5 separate regions of the Homo sapiens genome follow, and regions 2, 3, 4 and 5 are each linked to region 1. Evidence: chromatin loops called from intact Hi-C (ENCODE). Cell type or tissue: heart right ventricle. All regions are shown on one strand. Region 1 overlaps RBMS1 (RNA binding motif single stranded interacting protein 1). Region 2 has its middle 170 kb from the start of RBMS1. Region 3 overlaps RBMS1 (RNA binding motif single stranded interacting protein 1). Region 4 has its middle 180 kb from the start of RBMS1. Region 5 overlaps LOC105373718 (a long non-coding RNA gene).

Region 1 (5,000 bases):
CACTTGGTCATTTGTGCATGTCTTTTTCTTACTGAAACTGTCAGATTCTTCTTTGTATCTTCAGAAGTACATATAATATAATGTAACATATGCAAGTTTATATGTAGACATACATTTTTAAATTCTTTAAATATAATAGATTCATGTTCAATAAATAGTATTGAATACCTATTCTGTACTATACAAAACACTGGTGATAAAACAATGAGCAAAACAGGCACAACCCCGTTTCTCAAAGAGCTTTTATAATGAGGCAGAAAGGATGGACATTAAATAATAATTTAGATTGCAGCTTTGTGAGTCCAGAAAAGGAGATATACAGTATGCTATATGAGGGTTATATAACAGGAAGACCCAGCCTATTCTGGGGATTAAGAGGGAAGATTTTCTGGTATAAGTAATTTAAGCCGAGCCTTGAAGAATAAGTTGGAGTTAACTAGGCAAAGAGGTAGAGAAGGAGCATTCCATGCATAGAGAATAGCATGTGTGAAACATACTGCTGGATTGGTTGCCTTGCAAGTATAAGGAACTGAAAGTCCAGATTACCTGGTTCTTAGTGGTGAGGAAGACAATAGTGCAAGATAGTACTGGAGAAATAAGTATGAGTCAAGTCTTGCAGAGATATGTGGGCCATGTGAAAGATTTGGTTCTTTAGCCTAAGATTATGAAACAGACTTTGGAAGGTATCAAGTAGAAGATGCTTAATCTACATTTATCTTAACAGCCTCCCAGTAGATTCCTGGCTTCCAGCCTCTATAACTTAACATTTATACTTATTGTTCTCATTTGCATTGTGACTGCTGTGGGAAACGAGGAAGTAGCATGTCTTCTGCAGGTAATGAGAACCTTTGTACCAAAAGATAGTGGGATGCTTGCTTCCTCAGAAAAGAATCTGGCTAGTAGGTTGATTCGGTCTGGATCCAAAGCTTTCAAAACTTGAATTTTATTCTGTCTTGAATGTGGACCACTTAGTTTATTCTGAAAATCTGATTTCTAGCAGATTTTCAGAATAAACTAATAAATCCAAGAATGGCCTGGGTTACCTAGGCAATAGTCTAATTTTATTAGACTATTTTATTAGACTATTGCCTAGGTAACCCAGGCCATTCTTGGATTCTGAGACCATTCCTCCTGCCACACACAACTCCCCGCAAGAACACTTAGCTATCAGTGGGAAAAATCCAGTGTCTTTCTCTTGCTGGGACCGTCATGTCCATATCAGTCATATACAATATCACAGGTAACCCTGGAGGAGGGAAAGGGGGATGGGGAACCAAAATGCAAAGGACCTGGTGCTAAGCGCCCCATCATTATTTCATGCAACTGAAAGTCAAGCAGATAGGAGAGTTGTAAAACTTGTCTACAATGAGAATAAGCAAGGAAAGAATTAAGGGTCATTTCACATTTAAAAATTCAGCTTACCACTTGAAGCTGTCAGTGCTTTGTGTGTAGAACTTTCAAATAATTAACATTTCTCAAACATCAAAACACAGCTAGAGGTGTGCATAAATAAAGAGGCACAGGTCCCAAAATACTATTTTTACTTTTTGAACTGGTAGGACTAATAGAAAAATAAATGAATACAATTGTTTAGATTAACTAGTTCTTATGGAAAAGAAGCACGGGAGAAAGTAGTTGTTAACCAATACTTGATTATTTGTTAATCACTACTACATAAGATAAAAAGTAGAAAAATAGGGATATATAGCATTTACTTAAGAGAAACATCTCTCTCTTAAACTTTGTATTTGTTTTTAAGCACTCCAAGATCTTGGCCAGGATATTTAACCTTTGATCTAGTTTCCCACTGCATGGTATGGCTATAGGAAATAGTGGATGTAAAAGGGCTTTTAAAAAATATAGACCATGATACAAACATATTTACTAGTATTATTGTTTCAATTATCTATTATGGAGTAACAAATTACCTCCAACTTAAAACTTAAAATGACTTAAAAATGACTTAAAACTTAAAAATGACTTAAAATTTTGCATTTTCCTGGGTTGGCTGGGATCAGCTGGGTGGCTCTTCTGCTCCATTTGACTTTGGCTGGGTCACTCAGGCAGCTGCATGCAGTTGGGAGCTCAGCTGGGGATTGAATGTCCAAGATGGCCTCATTGACATGCCTCACAGTTGTCTGGCTGTTGACTGGAGTGCCTCCATTCTCCTCTGTGTAGCTTCTCATTCTGTACAGCCTCTCTTTCCATGTGGATTCTAACTGGAAGGCAGACTAGCCCAGATTTCTTTACAGGGTGATTGGCTGAAAGCCTCTTCAGGCCCAGATCTGAAAGTCACTCAGCCATACTTCTGCATTCTACTGTCACACAGGGCCATCCCTTAGGCAAGGAGAGGTGAAACAGGTTCCAGTCCTGGACTTTGGAGGAGAGAATCACATTGGGAAAGCACATGCAGAGTGGGAGGGATTGTGGGCAGGTATTTCTGGAAATGTCTACCACAGTTATTATTAAATACAGCTTGAAAGAGTAAAAGATTACAATCCCAATGAATAAGAATGCTTATTCATTGTACTGCTTCCAGATATTAAAATTATTAAGTTACCTTTAACATATGTGTGCTGTACATAATAACCATGGCATATATTCACCATAGCTATTCTAACTGAAGGAAAAGATATATTCCCCAAAAACCTAATTCTTGATTTAGTCTTATTGTTTAATTTTTTAAAAAGTGTACTACAATCATAGTTTTTATTGTTTCAGAGGTTAAATGCACTTTACGTGTTTACTGATACAAAGGGAATTTTGAACTCCCTCTAGTGGCAAAAGATTTTCTTTTATTTTTTCCAAGAGCTTACTTAATAAGATGGCTGACATGTATAACAACATAGTTTCAAAAATGACCTGTTCTTACCATCAGAAGATGCCCACTTTCTCCTGTGTGAGTTATGGTGGGTCCTTTAATCTCTTATGAGAAATGTTAACCTTTCCAAGAAACATTGATCATATTATATGAAAAAAAAGGAAGAAAGGAGACTTCCTGTTAACTTTAAAGTGCAAAAACTGCTAACTGCTCCCTTTAGTCAGGGTCTTAAATAAAAACTATTATATTTTGACAATTAAAATATCATTTTCCCTGGCTAAAAAGTAAATTAAATTTTAAATTTTTGCCTGAAGAATTATTTTTTGAACAGACAAATGTATTTAATTGAAACAATCTTTACATAGAAAGCAATAGATAACTGTTGAAAAGTGCAGCTTGGAAAGCACTAATAGCCAAACTAGGAGGATCATAGGGATCCCAAAGTGTTATGCTTGTCTTGAATTCAAATTTGGATTTTCATAGCCAATAGGGAAGGAACATGGTTATCACCATTACGCCATACAAAAGGAAGCACAATGTCAAAGGGCGGGAATAGAAAAACAGCTATTACAGACTTTGTAAATTAAGTTTTCTTATCCCCACCCCATTGCCAAAGAGAATTAATAATACTAATTAACTTAGTCTGTTACGGGTCCATCTATAGACAGATTTATTCTGGTTCTTTATATAGTAAAAGGACATTTCTGTGATGCTAAAAGACATTCTTTAAAAATGCTCTTTTCCCAGCTATTTGTGGAAGCCGATCCAACCTATCCTGTACTGTCTCGTAGGTTGACACCCAAAACCTCTGTTCTCCTACCCACAGTAGTAGGAAAATGGCCAGGGATGGTAAGAATCCATAGAGTTTTTTTCTTCTTCTTCTTCTTCTTTTAAAGCTCTAGAAAGTGGAACCTAGGATTATAAAAATAATTCCCCGACATGCTGTTTTGTTTGGGACTAAACTATGAAATAGCAAGATTTCACTACAATAATTAATCCAGCCAATAAAAAGTTAGACTTTGTTTCTTTCCAATACCTCTTTTTAGTTCGACATTTATAACTAAGTCTGTGTCTCTTGTGGTCTCGATTACATCCGGTGTTTTCAGCTGGCAGCATTTCCTCTGCTGAGGCCACCCCACGTTTTTTGCCAGGCTACATTTCTGTGAATATAAAGAGAGAAAACCAAGTTGTATTAGAGAGTGAAATTTAAGGAGAAATTGAGTATAACTTTGATTTTTGAAACAAAAACCAAGCCACTGTATTTGTTATAAACAAACTGGTGATTAAAATATGTAGGCTCCAGAAGTACATGGAAAGTCTTATAGCCATCTCGTAGCCATCCTGCATGTTTTCTCTTAAATATTTATAATAACCTAATTTAACTAACAAACAGAGACCAGAGATTCCCTTCCAGCTTTGCTTGCACAGATTTGAAATAATGAAAGTGAATTTGCATTTCTTAAAATGGTGTTTTCTTCCAGCTCTCATAGAAATGTTTTTGGAACAGTGATCTGTGCTAACAGCTGTATTCAATCTTGAGTAAAAGTCACTTCCTGAAGAGAATGAAATTCAACTTAACATTCGAACTTGCCTAGAACATAATCCTGTAGGGTGAGTGTACTATGTGATTATGAAACTGGACACAGGCACCCTGCTGAGATGATTTCTTGTAAATAATACCCAACAGAAACCATTAATCAGTGTCAGTGTTTTTAACTGAAGAATTAATATTCTAAAAGTGTTCCTTATTCATACAGATAACCGTCTTAGTTTTCAAGAATTTTAGTCTTTGATATTTTAAAAATGTAATTCCCTTGTGGAATTGGATCTATATGAAATCTCTATGTATTAATATATACCATCAGATAGACATAAATATAGATACAGATAAACATATATGTTTATATATTTAGGCTTTAACAATTTTTTTAATTGTGTCATTCTTGATTTTCAGGTAAAATTTATTTTTGACTCAGTTCTCTTTACCTATTCACTCATTTATTTATTGCAGTGAGCTCAATTTAAATAGAATTTTGTTCCTGGCCTCATAAAATTAGTTGTAGGTATATATATGGGAGGTACAGTTTTAGCTATGATGGATTTAAAAAATATCTCTTAGATAGTTATTATTGACCTCTACTTTCCTAAATATTATACTTCTTTATTTTAAAGAAGGAAA
Region 2 (5,000 bases), 240 kb before region 1:
TTGCTTTCTGTCTTAATACTTGGGTATCACACACAGAAAAATTAAGAAGAAAAATAAAAAAAGGAATTTCCACTCAACATTTCCCAATTTGAGATTATTTTTCTATTAGGAATAATTTCAGAATTTTGTCAAGCAATTTTCAAATAATAATACTTTTTGTGGTTTATAATACCATAATCCACGTGGTTCAGTCTCAGAGCAGTATTATGGCTAAAAGTATACAGTCCTTGCAAACAAATTTAATTTCAAAATAAATGAAGCCCTTTTCTTGTATGTACTGAACACTATGATGAAGACACATGAGTTTCAGCAATTCTTAAAATCCTCTTTTTTCTCCCCTCCACCCAACACTATCATATATAATGTCTGTTCCTGGACCTTTCTCAAATCTCCAAAAAATCTCCTCTACCTTCAACCTACATGACTTTTTCTATTATTTTTCCACTTACTTTTCTTCTTCTAGCCCCTCATTATACAAATTGACATTATATATAAATGGGAAATAAAATGTATATTGACACTAAATCATTCTCCCTCATCCTCCTACTATTCCAATGAATCTCTCTGCCTGTTATTCTATTCTTTCTCTTCAAAGTCAGGAGAAATGGAAAGACACTTTTTGAAAGAGAAAAAACAATGACTGAACAAACCTGAAATTCTCTTTTGCAGACAGGTGGTAAGTATGAGAGAGAAACTAAAAATCTTCATACACCCATAATTTTTAGTTCGTTGCATTCTAATGGCTACAAAATTTACTGCCCTTTCAATGAAAGTATAAAGCTGTTCACAGAGAGTATCTAAACTTAAAATCCTGAAACCATCATTCCATTCAGACCATAATTTTTAAATAACATCAGCAGCAAGAGCTTAATAAATTGAAGGTTCTCCTCACTTCCTTTTAAGTACCTCAGAGAATTTAAAACCTAGAAGAGAGAGTTAGTTCAACTGTTTTTGCTCTACACATTTTTGCTTTGGAGAGTTGTAGTGGTTTGGGTTAAAATTTTGACCCTAAGCACTGTGATATTCCCTCCCACGATGTGAGTCCCAAGAAACATCTGGAGTCTTCTGCAATGGGTCTCTGAATTTTCATTTCCCTACGTGGTACATATACAGGTTGCACATTATGATTTAATCAGCTGTCTAGAAAAATAGGCTCTTAGAATTCTAACACACTGGAACCAGTTGTGGTGTTTTTAAAGTAACAGCAGGACCACACTTACATCCTAAGACAGCACTCAGTCAAGAGTTCTTTATATCTCTTTTACAGTTCCTCTCTTCATACAAAGTAAACTTTTCTTCCTTTGGTCAAAAGGACATAGGACGAGCTATCTAAATGAAAGCACAGTTCTCTTGTGTCTGATGAATCACTAAGTGACTTGGTTCAACATTAGGTCACTGTGGAACACAGACTGTAACAGAAACACATAAAAGCTCTGACAGGGGAGGGGAGAGATGCTATTCTGGAATATCGTTGCCAGAGTAACATAAACCTTGTGTGTTTTCACAAGGAAATGAGTCACTTGTTTCTGTTGGCTAAAACTCTGTTTTCTTTAATTTCATATTTTAGCTGTCTAATATATGCTGAAAGAGCCCAGGGTTTCCAGTCTTCAGACGGAGATAACTTGCTAATTAAAAGCTCAACAGAGGGTTTTGCATGGTAATTAAACAGAACTGGATAAAAGAAACACTCAAGCAAACAGGAGCACATAGCAAATGCAAGGGTGAGAGCACTCAAACCACAATCAGTCCTCTAAGAGGGCCTGGGGAGGGGGAGCAATACCCATTGAGATAATTCAGAAGACAACAACAACTACAAATAACATTCACTGGACCCAATTTGCTAAGAAAAAAGTATAATATACTCAGACAAACTCAGGATATTTTGCCTGGAATTATTGAGTTATTTTCACGTTTTCCTTTTTTTTTTAAGATTTACCATTAGAAAGACTTACAGCAGGGGCTACACACACAGAAGCCGTCTGAGCTTGGCTGGTGACAAACTAGTGATGCAGGCTGACTATGGGACAACAGGGAGTGATGGGGACTATGGCATTCAGTCAAAAAGTTTAAAATGCTGTGCTTTGCATAATGTATTTAATATTTTACCTGTGAGCCAGATTCATCCTATAGGGTACTAGATCGGGACCTCTGTTCTTGAGTGGCAAGAAACACATGCTTCTTCATTTTTATTTGAAGACTGGCTTTCTTTTAAATATATCCACTGATAAAAATGTCAATATTCATTCAAACTTTTAAAATTATTATTGATATAGATGTCTATATTAAGAATCCTGATACTTAATATATACATACATACATATATATGTGTATATGTGTGTGTGTGTGTGTGTGTGTGTGTGTGTGTAGTTCTCCTCCAGTTTCTTTGCTTTTACGTCCCAAAACATATGGCCATTTGGTACTACTCTGCCTATATTTTTTCTCCCTGTTCTTCTTGATACCTCTTTAAGCAAATAGTCATTACCATCTACCTCTAATGGGTTACAGCCTCTTCTCCCACACCCCAGAAACCTATTCTCAACTGCCCACTTTACCGGAACTGTTGACCTCTTAATCGCCCGCCCTAGTGGACTTTCCAGCCCTGATTCCCTTAGGCCTCCCTAACTCTGTTAGTCCTTACTGGGGACACTCCTTGTTTGTAATACTCTTCTTCATCAGTTTCCCCCTTAACCAAACTATGTTAATTCTCTTTATCCTTCAGTCCTCTGTTGACTTCCATATTTAAATTATCCAAGTCTGACCTCTCTCCCTAATTACCTTCTGAATATTTTTACTGATATCCAATATTCCACTCCAACATAATATTTTAAAAATCACACTCCCCATTTTCCTCCTCTAAACCAGCATCTCTTCCTGACTTCTTTATCTCTGTCAATGGTACAATCATTCTCTCCACAAGACAGTCTCAAACCAAGAAGCTGTCTTTGATTCTTCCCTTTCCTTTCTTTCTCCTACACACAGGATTAGTCGCCAAGCTTGTTGGCTCTTGTAAAGTAATCTATTCTATATCCAAGCCTTCTTTTCTGATCTCATAGCCACACCCTTGACCAGAACCTTGGTTATTATCACTTAATGCCTAATGTATTCCAACACTTCCCTAATCAGTCTCTGCCTGCAATCTCTCAGTGCTGCAACCCATCCTGCTCACTGCAGCCAGATATGCTGTATTTTAAACTCCGCTGTCATGGCTGACCCCTGCTCAAAGCTTCCAGTGACATCCTGTGCCTGTAAGTGCAGACATGGCAGTGTAGTGTTCAGGTTCTCCAGGAGGGTACCTCCTCTTACATTCTTATTTTCCTCATCTCCCACCTGAAGTCCTTCTCTTTCTGCACTGTTTCACTCCTTGTCCTTGAGCCTTCCCACCACCCAAATGATGCCCCCCCCTTCTAGAAAAAATGACCCTTCCCATTTTACCCCTACCCACTTTCGTGGCTCACCTCACTGACCACCTCCTCCCAGAAGCCTTTCCTGATCATATAGGCACTTTCTGCCATATTTCAGCTTGTGTTTATCAAAGACTTCATGAGTTTGGGTCTTGTGCTCTTCAAGAATTCTTAGCCCTCTAAACAGAAGAAGTCTTGTTCATGTATACTGTAGTCACAATGATATAGTTGCAATAGCTTTTCTATAATTATTTCTTGAATAAAGATGGTAATTATCTTAATACTGGCATCTATAGCTACTAAGTTGTACAGAGTGGAATATACATCTTAATGAGTGTGTTTTCAAGATTTTCATAACTTTTTACAGACATTTGTTCATCTTTCATGCATGTCTGAAAGATTTAAGAACATTAATTAAATGTCTAATCAATTTGTATCATAATTAACTTCTATCCAAATCCTTATTTAGCATCCATGTTCTTTCTTTTCTCCTTAGAAACATTTTCTTCTTCTCAGAGATATTTCTTCCTGCAATTGTATTTGTATCATATATACTTTATCAATTCTCATTTTTTAAAACCTGTTATTCAGTTTTTAGAATTTTAACTCATAATGTAGAATGTATATAGTCTCCCATTTTTCAATTGACTAGGATAGTCTCCAATAATAGAATTGCTGGGTCTAAGAGTATATGATTTTGTAATTTTGACAGATACTATCAAATAGCTATTTATAATAGAATGAACTATTTTCCTCCCACAAAGATGATGTCTAAGAGTGCCCATTTCTCCAAAGTGGGACTAACACAGTGCATTATTCAAACTTTTGGGGTTTTGTCAGTTTAATAGGTGAAAAATCGATTAAGGGTAGTTTTTAACAATTACCTTTGTTGCAGTATAATTTATATAATAAAATTTGTTTTAAGTATATAATGTTTTGAGTTTCGACAAACATATATGACGGTATTAATGTAATCACAACCACAAACATTATATAGAACATGTATAGAACATCACACCCAAAATCCTTCATGCCCCTTTACAGCAAATTCCCTAACCCCATCCCAAGCCTCTGACAACCATTAATTTGCTTTTAGCCACCATGGTTTTGCCTTTTATAGTACTTCATGAGGAATTATACAGTAGGCACTCTTTTCTGTATGGCTCCTCCTATTAATAAAATGTTTTTGAGCATCATCTGTGCTGATGTGTGTACCAATCTTTCATTCTTCTCTGTTGTAGCATAGTACTGCATTGTAGGGATAAATTAAAATTTGTTTATCCACTTACCAGTTAATAGACATATTGGTTATTTTCAGTTTGGGCCTATTATGAATAAAACCATCATGAATAATTGAGTATAAGCATTCCACATGGACAGTTCTATGCAAACCTGCCCCCTAAAGCCTAAGGATGCTGAGAGGCCAAATAAAGAGGCTAACAAATCCAGTTTCTTAAAAATAAATATTTAATAGGGACTTATAAGCAGAAACGATGTCTCAGGTGGCTGTGAGACAGTGGATACCCACACCTGCCCTTTGGAAAATATCTTTTCTATAGCAAGCTTTTAGGGCAAAACATGTGCAGCTGGTCACATCTC
Region 3 (5,000 bases), 55 kb before region 1:
AATGTACTCCTTAAATGATGGCATAGTGGTTATACAGAAATATAACTTTGATTGTTTTGAGCCATTTGGAATGATGTTTATTTCTCCTAACTGATTAGCTTTGCTTCCGGCAAAGGGGAGGAAATAAGTTTGGGGTTTGTAATGCTGCTAATTAGATCATTGCTTGCCTGCAATCTACACATTTATAATGTGTCTAATGTGGGCTGGCATTTCTTCAGAAAATAAGATGTTAAAAAATTATTCCTGATCTTTAGTGGATATCTCTTTATCTGGTCATCAGCCAGCTTTAATTCTTTCAAAATAAGATATTCACCTCTGCAACTGGATCCAAGTGCTTCAGGAGTCCTGTTGTCCTCTACTTGGCCTCAATATGGGCCCTGGAATCCATTCCTCAGGCTGCCCATTGAACAACATGCGCTATGCAGTTGGGCTGCTGGGTCCCAGATAAACAGTGATTTCAGGGAAAGGTTTTGTGCAACAAAATGAGATCATTTCATAGATGTCATAAATATTTTCACTGGTCCTGAAGGAAAAATGCATCATCTTCCCAGACCCATTTCACACAATACTAGAGGTGTTTCTTCTACAAGTTGAAAAACTGAATACTTAGAATGGCAGAATTGGATGGATACATCATAGAATGCCATGCTCCGAACTTGAGTTTCTTGGACTGGGGGTGGGGGGTGGAGGACAGGGAATCAAATTGCGAAAACAGAATTTTATATTATGAGCTTACATTTATATTATCCTCAAATAATACTATACTATTTCCCCTGTTAAATACTTTTTAAACATGATGATTTTGAGTTGCAATTGGGAGTATATTTGAATTGGAGAACCCCTAAACCCTCCCTTACCAGTAGAATTACAATGAAATACTTTCACAGTTTATATAATAAGGTCTCAGATAAAATATTTAGTCATTAGGAAAAGTAAATTATATTGATATTTGTAATATCGTCAACTTTACCTTTGTCTTCTCAACAACAATTTCGTTTCATCATCCAACAGGTTTTTGACAAATGCAGACATTTATAAAAAGAAAAATTTGCCAGAAAAATGTATTTTCAAGTCACTAGCTGAAATACTCCCACGACTCTCTTTGCCTCCTACAAAGTACAGCTCTGATTAATTTCATTGTTTCTAAAATGACATTCTTTTAAAAAGGTGCCTAATCTCAGCCTCTTTTTAGGTTTCATTCCATATGATCATTTGTATACTTCTATTTAAAAAACAATAAACACAGAAAGAATTACCTATCAGAGAACTGGCTACTAGATGATGTTTTTCTCATGCTCTATGTGATTTGTTCAAAAATTGGGTATACCTTAACTTATAAGTGAGTTGCATTTCCAACAATTTTATTCCAAACAGTTCGCTTGTCATTTGGTTATTTAAAACTTGAAATTCATTTCATAAATAAATAGTTATCCTTAATGATATGGTCCCCAGCGAACCTGTAAGAGTCTGTAAAAGTAACCCACTTTATAATTCACGTATAGTTCTCTACTAACACTGCCATTGAACCAAATCACCACATCAGATGTTTCTTGGAGAGAGGGGTGAGTTTTCAGAGTTAGATTTCCAGGAACTCGTCTTTGCTTTCTTTGGGTGAGTGGGAAGACAGGGTTCTTCTACAATCTTTCAACAAGGCTTTGCCCTTTTATGGCAGGGGAGGGGTTTCAAGAAGATGGGAGGTGCAGCTTGTGAAGTCACAGGGATCAGGGAGTTTGTGCTGGAGCTTCCTCTGGGGGTCCCCTGAGAGCCCTCTTCACTTCTAGACCCACTCACCTGTTTTCTTGTGCTGGCCTCAGAGATAAACTCGTTCCCTTTTCCCCCTAATTAAAATAAAATCTTTTCCTTTTAAGAGCCGAGGGTTCCTAGTACTGCTTCTCATGCTGAGCTTACCACTACTAGATTACTACAGCCTCACAGCTTTTCTTTACTCTCCTTCAGCCCTGAATCAAGCAAACATCTCTTGAGGCTGGCAACCAGAAGGAAACAAAAAGACAAAGTAAAAATTCTGTCTATCTCTTCCAATTCTCTTTTTACCTTTTCCTGGTTCGTTGATGCTTCGTAAATTTTTTTTTTTTTTTGAGACGGAGTCTTGCTCTGTCGCCCAGGCTGGGGTGCAGTGGCACAATCTCAGCTTACTGCAAGCTCCGCCTCCCGGGTTCACGCCATTCTCCTGCCTCAGCCTCCTGAGTAGCTGGGACTACAGGCGCCCGCCACCATGCCCGGCTAATTTTTTGTATTTTCAGTAGAGGCGGGGTTTCACCATGTTAGCCAGGATGGTCTCGATCTCCTGACCTCGTGATCCGCCCGCCCCGGGCCTCCCAAAGTGCTGGGATTACAGGCGTGAGCCACCGCGCCCGGCCAATGCTTCGTAACTTTTTAGGGAATCCCCAGACCCTAGACCTCCTTGAGAATCCGATGATGGCGTACATTTTTTTGTTGTTGTTGTTGTTGTGACGGAGTCTCGCTCGCTCTGTCGCCCAGGCTGGAGTGCAGTGGCGCGATCTCGGCTCACTGCAAGCTCCGCCTCCCGGGTTCACGCCATTCTCCTGCCTCAGCATCCCGAGTAGCTGGGACTACAGGCGCCCGCCACCACGTCCGGCTAATTTTTTGGATTTTTAGTAGAGGCGGGGTTTCACCGTGTTAGCCAGGATGGTCTCGATCTGCTGACCTCGTAATCTGCCCGCCTCGGCCTCCCAAAGTGCTGGGATTACAGGCATGAGCCACCGCGCCGGCCTATGGCGTACATTTTTATTAGCCTCAAATGTTTACCTAGAATCAGCCTGTGGAGCACAGGTTAAGAATCTTACCCAGGGTGGGGAGCAGTGGCTATGCCTATAATTCCAACACTTTGGGAGGCCGATGGGGGAGGATTGCTTGAAGCCAAGAGTTCCAGACCAGCCTGGGCAACATAGTGAGACACCGTCTCTTAAAAAAAAAAAAAAAAAAGAATTTTATCCTGGAAGGAAGACAAATACTGAACAAATCTATGCTTAAGAGGATGAATCAGACAGACCAGAGATCCCTTCATGTTTTTTTTCTGGGTTGTAGCTCAACAGACTCTGTGATGAAGAGCTGCACAAAAGCCAGTGTCCTGCAGAGTGGGCTTGGGTGGCATGAGGTCCATACCCCTATCCAGCAAGGGTCTGAACAGTTTCAAAGTGTGTTTACTTTCTCTCTTCTTCACTCCTGTTCTCCAATTTGCTTCTTGTACTCTTAGAGTTAAGCCACTCTGGACTGACTTCTGTCCACTAACAGGTGTGTGTGATAGTGGTAGATGCACCAGTGTGACCATCGTATAAGCTACTCCCACTCCATCTGCCGGAATCAGGGACCAAGTGGGTCTGACAAAATTTGGCTAAAAAATCTTTACTACCTCTTAATGCTGTAGATTATGATTAAGTATTTGCTAACAATTGCCCCTGATTTGGGTTTTCTCTTCTGATTCTTTATCCAATTTTATATGGAAATTTTAAATAAAATTTTATTTGGTAACGTATAAGTGTGCTATGGAACCATAGACATGATGTAATACTTTGAACAAAAGTACTTAATTAGCATAATAGGAAGTATTTTTATGATAAATGTATACTCCTAATGAGATTGAAACTTAAATGTGATAAAGTCAAATAGCAAGCAGTTTACATTTTTTTCTTAACCCATACTAAAATTGAAAATTACTTATAACCATTTTTTCTACTTTTTGAATACTAATTATTCTTTACCTAAAAAATAATCACAAAAAAGTTGTGTTTTTTCAATTGGCAAAAACCTAAAAAAAGATGTGTTTCTTATTTGGTAATTGTTTATCAGACTTTAAGTTTAGCAGAAGAAATCTTTAACCTTGATTTTGTTTGCTTTTTTTTTTTTTTAAGAGAGATTATTTTTTAACCTACAAATAGGATTTAAAATGACAGTGGGTGATATCTGGTGTTCTTTTCTACCTCTCTCTGTCTCTGTCACAAAATTCAAATACATGTTTCAGCAGTACAGGATGTTCTTCAGTACACATCCTTTGAGCCTTCAAAATTTGATTTGACTGTGTGGTCTGACGATAGCATGTTGAGATAAGTACATTGTGATAGTAATCTGTGCCTGAGCCCTAATGAGCATCTGCTTTCTAGGGCGCCACAACAGCACCTTTCTTTGTTTCCTCTTCCTTTGCTTCTTTGATTTGAATCTTGTTAAATCCTGCAAATGGGTCATTTTTGTTTGTTTTTCAGTATGCAAATCCTCCTAGCTCCCTTTTTTGGGGAAAAAGAAGCCAGATATTTTAAATATAAGTGAATGCACTGGGAATTTTAAAGGAGTCTTCAGGAAGTGCACAGCCATAGTTCTTCTATTAGCAAATCAGACATATTATTCTAAAAATCATCTAGTTAAGTTGATACAAATGGAAATACCTGGTCAGTTTAATTAAATTCAGTAAATACTTACTGTCCAGGCATGGTATTAGGCCCTGGAAGGTGTGATATGTAATTAAAACATAGTGTGCATCATCACAAAGTGCAGTGGAATAATTTTATTTGTTTATTTAAAACTTATATAGTGCACAAATTTTAAATCTGTAGGTTGATATACTCATGTAATAACCACTCAGGTGATGATATAACATTTCCAGAACCAGACAGCATCCTCACTTGTACCCACTAAAGGTAACTACTAGTGTGACTTCTATCTTTGTTGGTTGGTTGTATCCATTCTTGTACATCATAAAGATGAAACCATATTGTATGTATCCTTTTCTGTCTGGCCTCCTTAGCTCCTTATTATTTTGGTTTGAGTCATTGATGTTGTTATGTGTGCAGTTGGTTCTTTTTTTAATGCTATGTGTATTGGATTACAGGATATATTGTATCAAAATTTATGTATCCATTATATTATTAATGAGCATTTGGATTATTTCAATTTAAGACTATTTTGAATACAATTACTGTAATTGTCTTGTTCATATCATGTGTTCAACATATGCACTTACTCCTAAG
Region 4 (5,000 bases), 250 kb before region 1:
AGAGAGAGGACATGAAGAAAATTGTGTTTAATTGGTGAGATTCTTTCATATGGGCATCAGAGATGGAGGAGGAGACCCCTTACTATGAAGAGCACACACTGGACATTAAAGCTGTCTAACTCCCTCCTCTCCCAGTTTCATTTAATCGTCGTGATCTCATCTCTCTTAACTGGTTCAGGATCCATTGAGAACTAGGATTGGTTAAAGAATGGACATGTTACCAGTGAGAAGTGAGGGAAGGTTTGCTGAGGGCCCCTGGGAAAAATGTCCCCTTAAGAGAAATTCCTGGAAGACATCCTTTCTCCCTGCTCTGGGTGCTGTTTTTGTATGCATGGGAAGCCAGGAAAAAATCTATAGCCATTTTCTGGCCACTTGAAGAGTAACAACAATAAAAGAGGGAGACAGGACTAAGCCAAACTTAAAGCCTACCCTACTCTAGGACTTTAAGTCAGTGAATCATTTCCCTCTCTTATTTATAAGGTAGTGTGAGTTAGGCTTTCTTTCACAACAGTAAGTTCTCTTAAGTGATACAGAGGATACTGTGAGAGAGGCAAGCTAGCCCTTCAAGACAACTTGGGCATGCCTAGCCCTTACACAGTAGAATGGGGGTAAGTTCAAGCAATCCATCCTCACTCCCCTAAGGCCTTCTGGAAACTACTTCTGATTAAAAGGAAGAGGACTTCACCTGACACTGTGTAGCCTAGGTAAAAAGAGACTGAGATGGAGTGGAAGAGACTTGATATAAAGAATTAGCATTCAAGTTTCATGTAAAATGGGTTCCAAAATGACTTCCAGGCTGTGTGCAGTGGCTCATGCCTGTAATCCTAGCACTTTGGAAGGCTGAAGCAGGAGGATCACTTGAGCCCATGAATTTGAGACCAGCCTGGGCAACTCAGTGAGAATATGTCTCAAAAAATAAAATAAAACACTATATGTATATGGGTAGGCAGAGTGGGCCTTGTTTATATTCTGCTAGTACCTTCTGGGTTCAAGTATGTATTACTGCTGCATTTATCATCCCCAATGTCTTTTTTCTGCATCTTCTTTTTGTTTCTGAGCACTGCCCAATCCCTTCTCTCCCCAAAGACTGTGTATAGCAGACTCTACTGCAGATGTGAGGCTACAGAGGATGTTACAGGGGAGCAAAGCACAGCCAACAACTTAACACTAATCATAGACACCCATCTCCTCACAAAGTCCCCCTTATTTCTGGCTTTCTCTTCTACCTGGGCTTCAATTTATTGCTATATTGCTGATTCTCCTCGATCTTTTAACCTTGTTTTCCCAAACCCATTTACTCCCTTTAAAAAAATCTTATTTCTTATGAGGAACATTTTAACCGTTTCATCAACTCATCCAGCCTATTCCAGCTATGCCCATAAAGACTTAACTATCTTTAAAATAACATATTTGGCTGGGCTTACTGGCTCACGTCTGTAATCCCAACACTTTGGGAGGCCAAAGAGGGAGGATCGCTTGAGGCCACGAGTTCAAGATCAGCCTGGGAAATATAGGGAGACCCCATCTCTACAAAAAAAAAAAAATTTAAAAATTAACCAGGCATGGTGGCACACACCTGTAGTCCCAGCTAAGTGGGAAGATGGCTTAAGCCCAAGAGTTTGAGGTTATGATGAGCTATGATGGCACCACTGCATTTGAGCCTGGGTGACAGAGTGAGACCCTGTCTCAAAAAAAAGAAAAACATATTTTTTCTTTTTACACATTTACAAGAATAGTAACCAAACAATGAAAACAATCTAACTGCTCATCTAAGCAGTTGTAGTCCATTTATATAGTGGAATACCAAGTAACCGTTAATATCATGTTGTAATCTTCCATTTCAATGTGGCCAACTGAAAACATCTCAAAGTAAGAACAGTGAAGAAGTACAAAAAGATAAGTGGACTGGTCCCCTGCACCTGTCCTCCTAACCCCTGTTGGATTAAGAAAGACAAGACCAACCCTTTTTCTGGGGAATTACCTTCCTCCTTCCTGTGTTGGCCAGGGCTGTTGGAACAGTGTGAGCTTTCTCAGTGATTTTTTGCAGTGTTGTTCCCTCCCTTGAGGCTGAGAGGAGATAACCACTAACCTAGGAATTCACAACAAATTTTTATTACTTTAAGCTGAAAAAAAAAATAAGTGGATAACAGTATTGCAAAGGAGAGGAGAAAGTATCAGGTAACCAGGGCTTTTGATAAATTTCTGGAAGAGAGAATGTAGAATGGATACTGAAAAGGCTGCAAGAGGGGTAGGAGCCATTTTCTCAGCAACAAAGTAAAAGAGAGGCTCTAAGCTTGGAGTGAGCTGGGCTAAAAAGAGGGACAGAAATCAAGATGATTTAGTCAGGGATTATTTACAGAGCAATTGTACTACTTGGCCCCTTCCCAACCCCATCCCACCCTCTATAAGATGGCCACAATGTTTGCCTCCACAATAAAACCAAAGAACTAATATCTAAAGAAACTGACCAGTATGCCAGAAGCACTTCAGAGCAAAGCTGTCCTTATTGGTATAAAACAGGATAGAGTTGGTCTGTTTGCCTGCTTGCTTTCAGATCTTACTCCCTTAAGTAAAGCTTTTTAGTGACCATATTCACACTCAGCTTTCAATGAATGGGAGAAACTTGTTGGTTCAACAAGACTAGACACTTGTGAGGAAACTCAAACATGCTCCCTGTTAAACAGCTTGTCTTTTTGTCCATTGTTCATAAATATAATGAGGAAATAAAACAATGACCTCGAAAGAAACAGTGATAATTGAGGGAATAAAAAATAACTTTCAACTTTAAAAATATTAGAGAACAAGTTGCCTACAGAAAACAAGAACACACTGCTAAGAAGAATATGCAATCAAAGAATACCAAAGAGTTCATGGAAATTTTAAAATGTCTTTGAAAATACAAGAAATTCAATAGACTTTGAGGAAAAAAACTAAAGAAATCCTCTAAAAGATAAAAAATAGAGCTAGGAAGAAAAGTTAAGACAGAGAAGATCATGTCCCTGTTAGTTAGATCTCATCTAACAGGAGATCCTAAATGATAAAACAAAGAATATAACAGAGAGGGAGAAAAGGTAATAAAAGGGAATTTTCTAAAACTAAGAATAATGTTTTTGAACTGAAAATTCTTACTAAATAAATCTGGTAGAGTGTTTCTAAAGATGGTTACAGTATCTCTTATCCCACATGACTGTTGCACTGAGATTTTGTCACTCTTTTCATCAAACTGTACTTCCCCTACCCTTAAACTTGCACTTCTCCTGAGACTTGCTTTTACCAACAGAATGTGGCAGCAGTGGCACTGGGTAGCTCCTGAGACTAGGCAGGATGAACCATTGTACCTTCTGCTTAGCCTTCTTTGGGGAAGCCAGCTGTCATGCTGCAAGAAAGCTCAGGTTAGAAAGTCAAATAAAGAACACCATCTGGAGAAAGCGGCCATGTGGAAGAGCACCAAGGCAACAAAGATATGAATGAAGCTTTCTTGGTCCTTCCAGCCCATCCCAGCAGTCAGCTGAACATAGCTAAATGAGTGATCGCAGTTAACCCCAATGTAGCAAAGCAATTGCTCAGCCAAGTTCAGCACTATTTCCTGGCCAATAGAATAATAAGAAATAGTAACTTCCTATTGTTTTAAAGCATTAACTTTTTGGGTGGCATGATATAATGCTGTTAATATTTTTTTAAGGTCCTTACTTGAACATATCCAGCATTTTTTCAGAACTCTGATGATAAAGATAAGATTCTACAAGGTTCCAGAAAGAATAGTTATGTATAAAAGATTGAGAATCAGAATGGTATCAGACTTTTTATAAGGGGCATTAGATACTATATTTCAGTTGAGCAATGCCTTTATACTACTGAGAAAAAAAACTATTTTGAATATATAATTCTATAACTGGGCAAAACATCAACCAGATATGAGTGCAGAAAAGATATAGTTTTGGGCATGAAAATAATCAGAAAGTTTTTCACAACCCACAGACTATCTCTGAAAATACTTCAGGATATAATACAGCAAACTGAAAAGGTAATTTCAAAAAGATATGAAATCCAAGAAACAGTGATACAAACCCAAAGATGCAATACAATCTCAAATGGACAGCAGTCAGCAAGTCTATACAACAACAGCTAAAACTTGTAATAGTCACAGCCTCCAACAAGAATATCTTCAAGGGGAAAAATATTCATAATATATGATTAAATATCTAAATTATCTTTGTAAAAAATATATAATCATGCTCTAATGAGAGAGATGAAGAGAATGAAAATTAAACTATCCCTTTCCCTCTTTCTCCTCCTAATTTGTTTTAGTAATATTTTCTTTGGATGACACAGACTTAATGACATAAAAATACATGTCATATTTTCCAGAGACAAATATCATTTTATATTTTGAACTCTCATATGGTTTGAAATTTTGTTTGTTGTACATGTTACTTTTACAACTTTTTTATATATTGTTATCAAATATTTGTAAATATTGCTGTAGAAAAAGTTTTTTGTTATATGGGAAATGCTTTTTTAATTTTAAAAAAGGATATGTATGGAAATAAAAGGTATCTTTTGTTTAGGAAATTATTAATGATATTTTTCTTTTGTGGTCTTTCAGATTTTCTATACGGAAAACTGAGAATTATTTAAAAAGAAAACTTACAGCTCTCAAAAATCATCAGAAAGTAAAAATTCATCAGGCAGGTCATGTCAGAAAAATTGAAATGTTTTGTAATGGCCCATGCCTTCCATGCTTAACTTCTCAAATCTCATATTATACCTTTGAATATTAGAGGTTGACAGATCCATTTTTACATCCATTTTAGTTCTAGCTTTTAGTGTCTTAAAACCTGTGTATGTAATGTATACTTAGAGCTCTTGACATACAATGTCCAGAAGCTTCTACCCTATTTAAAGTCTAAATATAAAAAAAGCTGAAACTAACACACTTTTTGTTCTCTAGGTAATTAATACTTTTAATTATATGAAGAGATTTTTGTCATGATGTAATT
Region 5 (5,000 bases), 150 kb before region 1:
GATTCTAGATTCATCCATAAACCTACACATTCACATCTGTGCTTGAGTTGGACCCCTTCCTGCTATGAACTCCCTAACTAACCCCTGACCGCCCCGATCCTGCTATTCCCTTCACAAATGCCTCCCTATGCCTTGCTTCTGACCCTAGCCTGCCCTGGCCCTGGTTTTGCTGTTCCCAGCTTGGCTCTGACAATTCCTAGTGATCTCACCCCATTGCTGATCCCAGATGGGACAGTTGTGTTCAGAAAGGTCATCAGTCAATGGGGTGTTTGGAACTCAAAGAATTTCCTCATAGAAAAAAATCATGATAAATAGTGGTATGGTTCCCAGGCCAAACCACAAAGGCCTATTTAACCAACCATGGTGCTGGCATGGCTGTTCTAAGCCACAGGGTCCCCTAAGTGAGAGTGACATGGAGGGAAATAGGCAAGAGAGTAGAGGCCCCTGGCAACTTAACAATTCCCATGGAAACATGGAATGAGGGAAATTCCAGTGGGAAAAAAGGCAAGGAAGAGATTGAGCAGTATCCCATAGGTCATCCAAGGAGAGATGAAGCACTCAAGATGCAGAGCAGAGGGCACCCTGCCTGGAGAGGGTTTGCAAAGTAGAGACTATTGCAGACTGGACTGGGAGGAGTCCAGGGGCAAAGAAGCAGAGGCCAGCCCTCTGAACGTTCATAAGCAAAACAGCATTATTGCAGGCCTGCCCTTGCTGAGTACCTGCCTTCCTGCTAACTCTGTCCCTGTCTCTCTTCCTGTGAAATTCCTGATTCTTCTCTGGCCCTTTGACCATCTCATTCTGCTTATTGGACATCCCTGATAGCTGATAGATGGCTTTTTGCATAGTGAGATTGGCTTTCACTGGTTTGCTTGTTTTTTTGGTCAAGGGGCCAATTGTCTTGACTGTTTCACATCCACTCCATTCCATGTCCTTACTTTGAGAAAATGCACCATGAGTTCCTTTAAGGGAATCCCTCTCTCTCATTGGATACAGACTAGGGGGTTGTTGATCAAGGTACCATGCCCTCCTCTAACAACAGATCTACTATCCTGTCTTTCTAGCTCACCTTTCAGCCTTCCTTAATCTTCAAAGGCCTCCCTAGCCTTTTAGTGAAATGCTTTGTGCTTGAGCCCACTAGATTTGCAATCAATGATCTCTCACACACACAGGATATCAAAGCGTTCTGCTTACGGCTTGATACTTTCTAATACACTCCCTGAATGCTTGCTGATCACTTGGCCCCAGTTCACTCCTGCACAGACCCTGCAGTACCACATGTGCCCTGCTTGCCTGGCACCTCCAAATGGCTGCTGCTTGGGGCACACTGTAACCTGTGCTATTGCTCTTCCCTGTGAGGTTTGGGCTGAAATGAAAGCAAATATCCATTACAGTTGCCTTCTTAGCCCCCATCATGTCTTCCCCTTCAAAGTACACATTCCATTCCTCTAGGCCCATGTATCTCAGAGTCACGTGGGCGACATAATTAAATGCAGACTCACAGGCCCCAAGCCCAGGAATGCTGTTTCAGTAGGTCTGGTGTGGAGCCTAGGAATCTGCATCTCTACAAACACCCCAGGTGACCACACAGCCCATGGTCTGAGAAATGCTGCTGTGCAGTGAGTCCAGTCACGCCACACGCCTGTCAGCTGAGCTATTCACTGGGGCTGCCTGAGCTGTTGCCCTGACCGAACCCTTCTTTTGTGAGATCGCAAGGCTTTGGGTAAATATTCTTTTTACTTTCATGGGTAGTGACAGAGAGAGACACAAATAGAGAAATAGTAACAGGAACAACAGATAATAGTTCCAGCCCCAGGAATCAACTGGCAAATTTCAAAGTTAACAGTTTTTGCCAAGCTGATTACTGGTCAAATATTTTTTGACTGGCAAGGTGAGAGAAAATCTGCATATTGATAAAACTGTAGATATGTTGGTGGAAAGATATACACATTTACACCCATTCTCTTTATGTCATCATTTTACAGTACGAAGAATAAAAACGCATGTGCACAATGAGTTAGCCAACCTACCTGATCAAGGGGAAGCAGAAATAACTCAGAACCTCAGATCTGTAAACATCTAGTATATTAACACTGTCCCAGAAAAGGCTTTGTGTATCAGACTATGAGGAAGACCTGCATCAAAGGCAGGAGGAGGGGACGACTGCAGAGCACAAAAGGATTTTCAAGCCCTCATTTCTGTCCTGTGCAATGGAAAATAGCAGAAATGTTGGCAGCAAGACAAAACAAATGGTATTTCAGACTCTTGAAAAGTATTATATTACATGCAGTTCCTAATGATATCTAGTATTAATCTAAAACTAACACCCAAGGTCAACTCTACAGTATGTTTTATGATTACTAAATGATACAACATTCTGAATGTCTGGGAACAGACATTTTTGCATGGGAGATGGCCTAGAGAGCTAGTAAGAAGCTTGTTTTTCTTTGTTTCAACATTTTCCTCTCCAACTTCCTATCACTCCCTTCTTTAAAGAAGAAGAAGAAGGAGGAGGAAAAATAAAACTATTTGTAGTAACTGCTCTAGTTTCTGCCCTTAGAAATCTGCTCTATTTATTAACTACTCCTCCGGTGAAGAAATTCCACTGAAATTCCTTCAGGGCCTGGCTGCCTTTCAGCTTCTCTCTGCACATTCCTGCCTCTATGTATGTCACCATCTTAAATAGCTGAGCCTTCTGTGCTTTAATAAGGTCTCTCTATAATCCTTTTTTTTTTTAAGAACACAGACCTAGTTTTGCTAAATTTCTGAATACCTTGGATTATAAAGCCCCCATAATACTAATTAATTTCTGTTCTACCTTGTCTCTGTCCTCACTGGTCGGCTAATAACATAAGGACCAGAACTGACCTCATTATAATAACTTCTTACATTTCTTACAGCATAATGGAAATGATTCCTCCAGGCTGGTATTTGAATTACATCCCCCTCCCTCCTGCTACCCCCCCATCCCCAACCCCGAGGCACTATGTTAAAGATTTAGATGTGCATTCTTCACAGATTTCAATTTTCTGGGTCCCAAAATTTGGGTACTAAATTTTTTACAAGGCATATTCTTTTTCTTTGCAAAGTTCATGACATGTCCAAGCATTGCACTGTCTGCATAGAAAACTAAACATTGTTACGCATGGTTCTGAATTACCATCAGCCAGAATTTATCAAAAAAAAAAAGAAAGAAAGAAAACTGTAAACATCCTATTGTCTTTCTTATGACAGGGGCTTGCTTGAAAAGAAGCTTTCAGAAGCTCTTAGTAAGAGCATCTCACCCCTTAGGGTATAAGGAGTCAGCAAACATTTTATCTTGATTTTACCCAGATGGAGGCTTTTGAGTTCTGGTCCTATGAGAAAATCCCAGAACTCTCTCCACAAATTTAGATTAGTGACGTATTTCATAAATGCATCTTTTCCCTTCCCCTTCCCCACTCCACTCCCCTTCTTAAATTATCTCCAGACCCTTGTAGCACAAACTAGTCTTGGAGCTGGATGAGGAATAATTTCCAGTGTTCTATACCACTGTAGGATGACTGTAGTTAACATTAATATATTATATACTCTCAAATAGCTAGAAGCAGGATATTAGATGTTCCCAACACAAATAAATGGTAAACATTTGGGATGATGGATGTGGTAATTATTCTGATCTGATCACTATACATTCTGTGTGTTGAAACATCACTGTGTATCCCATGAATATCTCTAATTATTATTTTTCCATTTTTTAAACTTTTTTTAAAAAATCAGTATTGGAGCAAAGAATTGACTGGCTCTTTTTGCTGATTCCTCAGCAGGATGAAAAGTACCCCTGTCCACATATTGGGACCCCTTCGATTTTCTATTCAAGTGGCTTTCTGAGGTTTTCCGTTGAGCCCTGGTGCACACTCAAGGCAATCGTTCTCTATATGAGCTGTCTGTGTCATCCTGAATAGTAATCTTACTTGGGGCTCACCAGGGCCCTCCTCTGGCTCATTCTTGCCCTAGCTCCCGCTACCAGTGATTTTTAACTTGTTGGTTTACATGGTCATGATGTCCCACATGGCTTGGGCTATAATTTTCTTACTGACTTGTATTCCACAGCTCACATTCAACCTCAATGATACCCTTAAATCATATCACATAAACGGAAACTGAATAGTTGGAGGGAATTATTTAGACACTCCGTTGGAGGCTGTTATATTGGAGGATCTCCCTACTACATCAGGCTGTGGCAGCCAGGGATTTTGTCACATAGCATGATTTTCCATCCCCTTTGAAACACAGCCCTCTTTCCTTTGAGGAGCTCCTATGCTTGCCCCTGTGAAGCTAGAGACAGAGCTTTACCACTAAATCACAGGGGGAGGCTCACATGGGCTGGGTCAGGCCAGTCACAAGACGTCATCTCCCCACAAGCCATGTGAGTCAGAATCTTTCCCTGAGAATGATACTCAGATGCTAGATGTAGGTTTGGATACAATGGGTTGGTGCAGCTCTGGAGCTAATGATGGCCATCTTCTCTGCCACATGGAGAGGGTAGAGAGGGCCACGCTGCAAAATGAGGCTCAGCGGAGGCAAGAGACAAGAAATGAGTCCACGGTTCTTATCCCTAAGGCTCCAGCACTTAAAGCTCTTCTGTGAGCCACTATATCTTCTTGAGCATTTTCTGTGAGCTCACTTCTGTGAGTCTTCAGTATCTTAAAATCAGAGCTAATTCATTATTTTATGCTTAAGATCATTCATCTTGGGTTTCAGTCATTGCAACCAAAAACACTTTGTCTAAAACCTCTTCCCTTGGGAATGATGGAAATGTACTAGAGACTGCATTGTTCCAAGGAAATTCCAAGAAACATAAGATAATGCCAGTCCTTGCCTAATTAGGGTGAGCACAGAATAGGGTGAGTACTAGTAGACATCGTGGGAAGGTCTATGGCAAAGGTATTAGAAAGCTTCCAGGTAAGGAAGTGAGCCACAAGATCAGTGATAGCATAAAATGGCTGATGCAAAAAAGGAAT

The links. Hi-C counts contacts between places; a loop is a spot of excess contacts. Peaks named below come from ENCODE experiments on the same cell type or tissue, not always from the same donor. Only the 100,000 strongest peaks of a DNase experiment are listed, where the experiment ranks them.
Region 2: it touches region 1 in a loop (2.8-fold over the local background); 14 of 110 quality-filtered maps call a loop at or near these places.
Region 3: it touches region 1 in a loop (2.0-fold over the local background); 39 of 110 quality-filtered maps call a loop at or near these places.
Region 4: a loop joins it to region 1, with 3 times the contacts of the local background. A loop is called at or near these places in 11 of 110 quality-filtered maps.
Region 5: a loop joins it to region 1, with 2.1 times the contacts of the local background. A loop is called at or near these places in 4 of 110 quality-filtered maps.

Annotation. Positions count from the first base shown.
Region 1 is chr2:160,427,215-160,432,214 of GRCh38, reverse strand. All of the region lies in intron 1 of RBMS1 (RNA binding motif single stranded interacting protein 1), which reads left to right. Among named protein-coding and RNA genes, the nearest start is that of MIR4785, 22 kb to the right of the region's middle. In heart right ventricle, a CTCF peak has its summit at 2,781 (motif pointing left); a DNase peak (open chromatin) is centred at 3,941; H3K4me3 peaks cover 915 bases; H3K27ac peaks cover 3,121 bases.
Region 2 is chr2:160,662,971-160,667,970 of GRCh38, reverse strand. No RefSeq gene overlaps it. Among named protein-coding and RNA genes, the nearest start is that of RBMS1, 170 kb to the right of the region's middle. In heart right ventricle, no CTCF peak of the experiment used is centred here; no DNase peak of the experiment used is centred here; H3K4me3 peaks cover 443 bases; H3K27ac peaks cover 1,889 bases.
Region 3 is chr2:160,481,967-160,486,966 of GRCh38, reverse strand. The region is part of intron 1 of RBMS1 (RNA binding motif single stranded interacting protein 1); the gene reads left to right. Among named protein-coding and RNA genes, the nearest start is that of RBMS1, 9.3 kb to the left of the region's middle. In heart right ventricle, no CTCF peak of the experiment used is centred here; no DNase peak of the experiment used is centred here; H3K27ac peaks cover 2,429 bases.
Region 4 is chr2:160,672,779-160,677,778 of GRCh38, reverse strand. No RefSeq gene overlaps it. Among named protein-coding and RNA genes, the nearest start is that of RBMS1, 180 kb to the right of the region's middle. In heart right ventricle, no CTCF peak of the experiment used is centred here; no DNase peak of the experiment used is centred here.
Region 5 is chr2:160,580,618-160,585,617 of GRCh38, reverse strand. The region is part of intron 2 of LOC105373718 (a long non-coding RNA gene); the gene reads left to right. Among named protein-coding and RNA genes, the nearest start is that of RBMS1, 89 kb to the right of the region's middle. In heart right ventricle, no CTCF peak of the experiment used is centred here; a DNase peak (open chromatin) is centred at 2,625; H3K27ac peaks cover 2,896 bases.